2 separate regions of the Homo sapiens genome follow, and region 2 is linked to region 1. Evidence: chromatin loops called from intact Hi-C (ENCODE). Cell type or tissue: chondrocyte. All regions are shown on one strand. Links, peaks and the distances in the headings refer to the core of each region. The heading gives the core; the rest is flanking DNA.

Region 1 (2,915 bases), core at 177-2,676:
AGGGAAAGCATTAGGTTGGTAATTCTTTTTTGTATGTATCATCCAACCACCTCCATTTTCTAAATTATTCATGGGGAGTCTCCTTGTTCACTAGCTTGGTCTGACTATTTGATATTTCAGATTTCTTAAGGTACACCAGGATGGAGCTGGCCATGACTGCTGAGAAGGTAATTGTTATCTTAACTCTGGATATAAGAACTAGATGTGTCAAAGAAAGGTAGCTCTCCATTTGCCTTTCTTTTATTTCTTTCTTTTTTTAATGTGTTTTGCTTTTTCTACTTTTTTCATAAGGGGAAACACTTTGGAGAAAAGCAAATGCCATATTTATAGTAATATTAAATACTAATCTGAAGGTAATGTTTCCCCCCAGATTTTCAGAGAAATAAATGAATGAAAAAGGTGGTAATTTTATTTTGAATGAGGCGACTGCACAATGAAAAATATTAACTACTGGAATGCAGTTTCCAGCTTGCAGATTCTAATCCCTACCCCTGTATACACAAGACATAAATCGTGAAATTCTTTTTTAGAATAGAAATGAAGCCACCTGTTTCTTTTCCTCCACCATTATATCTTCTTTTGATTTTATGTTATTTCATTTTATTTTTGCTACCTACCCTTATTTAAAGAACACATAGAATGAATTACCTCTTGTTTTCGGAAATAAGAAGCTAAGGCTTTCCAATTAATGTGTTGGTTCACTTGGGATCTTTTTCCTTCAGAATGCATTTGCTAGGGGAAAGTATTGTATTAAATTGTCTTGGGTAAATTGTAGAAAATTTAATGTTTCCTTTACTGTGCTATTGATTACTTTTATTTATAAGTTGGTCAGATTGATAGCCTTTAGTTATAAGAAAGCAGTAATTTTTTTACCCATATGCACATTTCCCCTTTTGTTCACAGAAGCACATGTCCAGATGATAATTCACGCACAGTTACAGGTTCCCCTCCCCAAAGTGGAACGTATTATTAATAAAATAATGTTAAGGAGCAGAAACTTGCACGATGTGTGTAAATTTTTTCCCACACTCAACAACGGCACAAGCTTCTTGACCCTTCGGTCTTAAGGTTCATATTCATAATGGAGCTTTTTAAGGGACATTTGGCCTCTTGCAAAAAAGTAGAGCATTTTGCACATTCCATGGTTTGGCAAAGTCAGAACTGGTTATTTTCTCTAGACCGGTATCAAGTTCTTCTCAGGCATATGATTTCACTTGAAGTCCTGCCCAGGAATCCTTCAAAGTGAGCGTTTGTCCCGCTCTCATGATGTCAGGCGGTTTTCCCTGCATCTGTAATTTGAAGAAAAATAAACAAACCTGCGGGGAACAAACGCCACGGAAACCCAAACAGAACTCCGTGGGGAGCGAGGGTCTCACCTGCGGCAGGCGCGGGAGAGGGGCACGGGCACGGTCTCCCCTGCGTGGGTGGCGGGCCCGGCTCGCGCGGTGGGGAGAATGACGATGTCCGTATCTCCTTCGGTTTGCGTGGAAGGCCCCCAGCCCCGCGTCTGGCCGCTGCTAGGAGGCGGCGGTGCCAAGTGTCAGCGGTAGCAAGGGGAGCAATAGCAACAGATTCAGGCAAAGGCCCAACCTCGAATTTCCGGAGACAGGCCCACATTAGCGACAGACAGGGGTCGGGCGGGGATCCCCGGGGGCCACTTTTGCAGAATTTTCCGCTTATATGTCGTAAAGAGTGCGCCGCCCCCAGCACCAGTGAAAGTGGAAGGAAAGTGCACTGGCAAAGTGGAAGGAGAAATCGGTTTCTTCATATTTTCTCAAAGCCGGCAATCCCACTATTTCTCAGAAACCTTCCAACTCTTTGAGAGCCCACGAATGTGCAAATAGGAGGATTATTAACTATCTTTATTTACTGGACAGCAAAGGATAGACCCAGTTTAAATTAAAAAAAAAAAAAAAACGACATGGGATACATTTTCCATTTTCCCCTCGCTTTTGTCTCAAGGCCTAAGGACGTGAGCCCACTTAATGTTCTTAGCAAATCAAAGCACGTGTCCTTTGAAGAAGGTGTGTAATTGGAGTTTAAGGCATGTATGGAATTCCCAGATGTCTATAAAGTAAGAAGGAGCATGTGGCAGGTCACTGGAAGGTGGAGCAGGTTAAAATCACTGGCACAGAGGAGCCCCCTTTAGATTCTCCTTCTTTGTAAGGACCAACGAGATAAGCCTTCTGAAAGGTTGGGATGGGATCATGATGAATATTCAGCTTCTGGAATCAGAGTCATAGTAACCATGGTAAAAAGCACATGGTCAGAAAACCTCAAAGAAAACACTCAATTATAGCCGGGATTTTGTGGGCGCCCTGCAACGAGATCGTTTGGGGTTTGCTGCAGGGAGAGCCTGCAACAGCCTCCTTTCTTGTTTACGTGGACTCTTTTCTTTTCCTTCTATTTTTTTTTTCTCTCACCCGCTCTCAAGTTTGTGGATGTGTCCTCCTCCTTCGTGCGATTTAGGCTGAAGTCAGAGGAACAAAATTCTAGATTAGGAAAAGAAAAAACAACTCTAAAAGCATTCATTCCAGAAGGCAGCCTTCTTGGGGGAGGGGAGATTTCCAGCAAGTGAAATTAAGTTTCTGTAAAACATGAAGTTTGCGTATCTACCAGAGAGGGAAATCTCACGAAATGACTACCACCAAAATCAGCTGCTCTTTTATTTCACTTTATTGAGGAATATATAGATGTATAAGGGACTATCGAACCTAAGTGTGAGTTTGTATGGAGTAGTCGGCAGTTTTCCTTTTGGTTTGGTTTTGGTCTGAAGACAGAATCGAAATATGACTTTTTTTCTGGGGTTCAAAATGCTACCCTCATTTACCTGCACAGTCAGGCCTGAAGTGGGAGACTAAGGATCGGGAGTCTCTCAAAGAACCTGGCCACGGCAAAGGTTGGCACTGGGAGGG
Region 2 (2,871 bases), core at 1-2,500, 98 kb after region 1:
ACACCCAGATCCTGGTGAATAGCACACTAGCAAAACTGCGTGTGATGGCATCTAGCTGATAAAGATGAGAGAAGCCCTGGGACATGAGAGCAGCAGAGAGCTTCCCTTTGTGATTCATCTTTCCACTGAATAACTGAGAAAATAGGGCCAAGGGAAACCACTATGTTTCTCCCAAGTCCTAGAGTTAACTTGGGAAGAGGCTTGGAGATGCTGTGAGAGGAATACAGTGGGAAAAACTGCAGACATTTTCCCAGATTGGGGACTGAGAGCAGGATGCCACTTTTAATCTGGGTGCATACAAAATCAGTCATTCACCTCTTAGGGAGGGGGAGAAGGAGAAAGCAAAAAAATTATTATAGGGAAAGACAGAAGAAAAACTACTACCCACATGAAAGTAATACAAACATTAGAAGTGCCAGCATCTCCAGATGAGAGGGAACCAACGCAGGATTTCTGGCACCATTAAAAAATCTGAATGTAGTGATATAACCAAAGGATCACACTATCTCTCCAGCAATGGTCCCTAACCAAAATGGAAACTCAGAAATGACAGAAAAAGAATTCAAAGTACAGGTTTCAAGGAGGCTCAGTGAAATTCAAGACGAGATTGAAAATCAACACAAAGAAGCATCTAAAGCAATCCAGGAAATGAAGGAAGAGATAAGCATCTTCAAAATAAATCAATCAGAGCTTCTGGAATTGAAAAACTCACTTAAGAAATTTTAAAATAGAATTGAAACGTTTATCAATAGACTGGACAAAGCAAAAAAAGAATTTCAGAGCTTGAAGACCGGTCTTTCAAAATAATGCAGTCAGACAAAAATAAAGAAAAAAGAATTTAAAAAATTAACAGCGTCTTTGAGAAACATGGGATTTTGTAAAGGGACCAAACTTATGAATTACTGGCATTCCTGAGAGAAAAGCAGAAAAAGTTAACAACCTAGAAACCATATTTGAGGGAATAATTTAAATTCTTTTTCTAATCTTGGTAGAGAGGTATGTTTCGAGATACAAGAAATCCGGAGAACATCTACAAGAGCCTATACAAAATGAACATCAGCAAGCATATCACCACCAGGCTGTCCAAGGTCAACACTAAAGAAAAATATCAAGGGCAGCTAGAGAAAAAGCTCTGACCACAAATAAAGGAGACCTCATCAAGTTAACAGCAGACTTCTCAGCAAAAAAAACCTTACAAGCCAGGAGAGACTGGGGCCTATTTTCAGCACTAAAAAAATTTCAACCTAGAACTTCATATTCTGCTAAACTAAGCTTCAGAAGTGAAGGAGAAATAAAATCTTCTCTGAATTAGCAAACATTAAGGGAATTGGCTACCAACAGACCAGCCTTATAAGAGATCCTTAAGAGTGTTAATAAAATTTAAGAACTATATCTGCTATATCTACCTGCTACTACAAAAATACACTGAAGTACATAGACCAAAGACCCTATAAAGCAACCACATAATAGAAACTACAAAGCAAGCATCTAGCAACTTCAATATAGGATCAAAACCTCACCTATCAATGTTAACCTTGACTCTAAAGAATTTAAACACCCCCATTTAAAATGTACAGATTGGCAAGTTGGATAAAATAAAAACAAAAGAAAACAAGCAAGAGAAAGAAGTTAAAATTATCCAAATAATAAATTAAAGAAATTAAAAAGATCCAGATAAGAAGATGATAAGTTGAACTATCTCTCTTTACTGATTATATGTTTCCATACCTAGAAAACCCTAAGGACTCTGTCAAAAGCTTCTAGAAATGATAAACAACTTCAGCAGTGTTTCAGGATACAAATTAAATGTACCAATATTAGTAGCATTCAAGATGGGAACCAAATCAAGAATGCAATCTCATTTACAATAGCCACAAGAAAATAAAATAAAATAAAATACATCTAACCAAGAAGATGAAAGATCTCTGCAAGGAGAACCACAAAACATTGCTGAAAGAAATCACAGATGACACTAACAAATAGAAAATCATTACATGCCCATGGGTTGGAAGAATCAATATAATTAAAATGGTCATACTGCTCAATGTACTCTACAAATTCAGTGCAGTATTCCTATCAAAATACCAAGGACTTTTTTCATAGAAGTAGAAAAAATATTCTAAAATTCAAATGGAACCATAAAAGAACTAGAATTGTCCAAGCAATCCTAAGCAAAAAGAACCAAGTCAGAGGCATCACATTACCTGACTTCAAACTATACCATAAGGCCACAGTAACCAAAACAGCATAGTACTGGTGCAAAACAGACACATAGACCAGTGAAACATAACAGAGAACCCAGAAATAAAGCTTCACTCCTACAGCCATCTGATCTTCCACAAAGTCAACAAAAATAAGCAATGGGGAAAGAACTTCCTATTCAATAAATGGTGCTGGGATAGCTGACTAACCATATGCAGAAGAATGAAACTAGACCCCTACCTTTGTCACCATATACAATAACTAATTCAAGATGGATTAAAGATTTAAATGTAAGACCTCAAACTATAAGAATCCTAGAAGAAAGCCTCAGAAACATCATTCTGAACATAGACCTTGGGAAAAAAATTATCCATGAAAAGCAATTGCAACAAAAACAAAAATTGACAAGTGGGACCTAATTAAACTGAAGAGCCTTTACACAGCAAAAGAAACTATCAACAGAGTAAACAGACAACCTACAGAATGGGAGAAAATATTCACAAACTGTAAATCCAGCAAAGGTCTAACATCCAGAATCTACAGAAACTAAAGCAGCTGAACAAGCAAAAAACAAGTGATCCCATTTTTAAAAACAGGCCAAAGATATGAACAAACACTTCTCAAAAGAAGACATACATGTGGCCAACAAACATGAAAAAAATGTTCCAC

The links. A loop is a pair of places that touch in the nucleus more often than their neighbours do. Peaks named below come from ENCODE experiments on the same cell type or tissue, not always from the same donor. Only the 100,000 strongest peaks of a DNase experiment are listed, where the experiment ranks them.
Region 2: a loop joins it to region 1, with 2.6 times the contacts of the local background. A loop is called at or near these places in 2 of 110 quality-filtered maps.

The regions. Positions count from the first base shown.
Region 1 is chr7:19,111,129-19,114,043 of GRCh38, reverse strand. It overlaps LOC124901597 (a long non-coding RNA gene), which reads right to left. Exons shown (of 3, transcript XR_007060241.1): 2 at 1,377-2,492; 3 at 799-1,289. It also overlaps a transcript of TWIST1 not described here. Among named protein-coding and RNA genes, the nearest start is that of TWIST1, 5.0 kb to the left of the region's middle. In chondrocyte, for the core only: no CTCF peak of the experiment used is centred there; a DNase peak (open chromatin) is centred at 1,533.
Region 2 is chr7:19,013,470-19,016,340 of GRCh38, reverse strand. No RefSeq gene overlaps it. Among named protein-coding and RNA genes, the nearest start is that of TWIST1, 100 kb to the left of the region's middle. In chondrocyte, for the core only: a CTCF peak has its summit at 1,055; no DNase peak of the experiment used is centred there.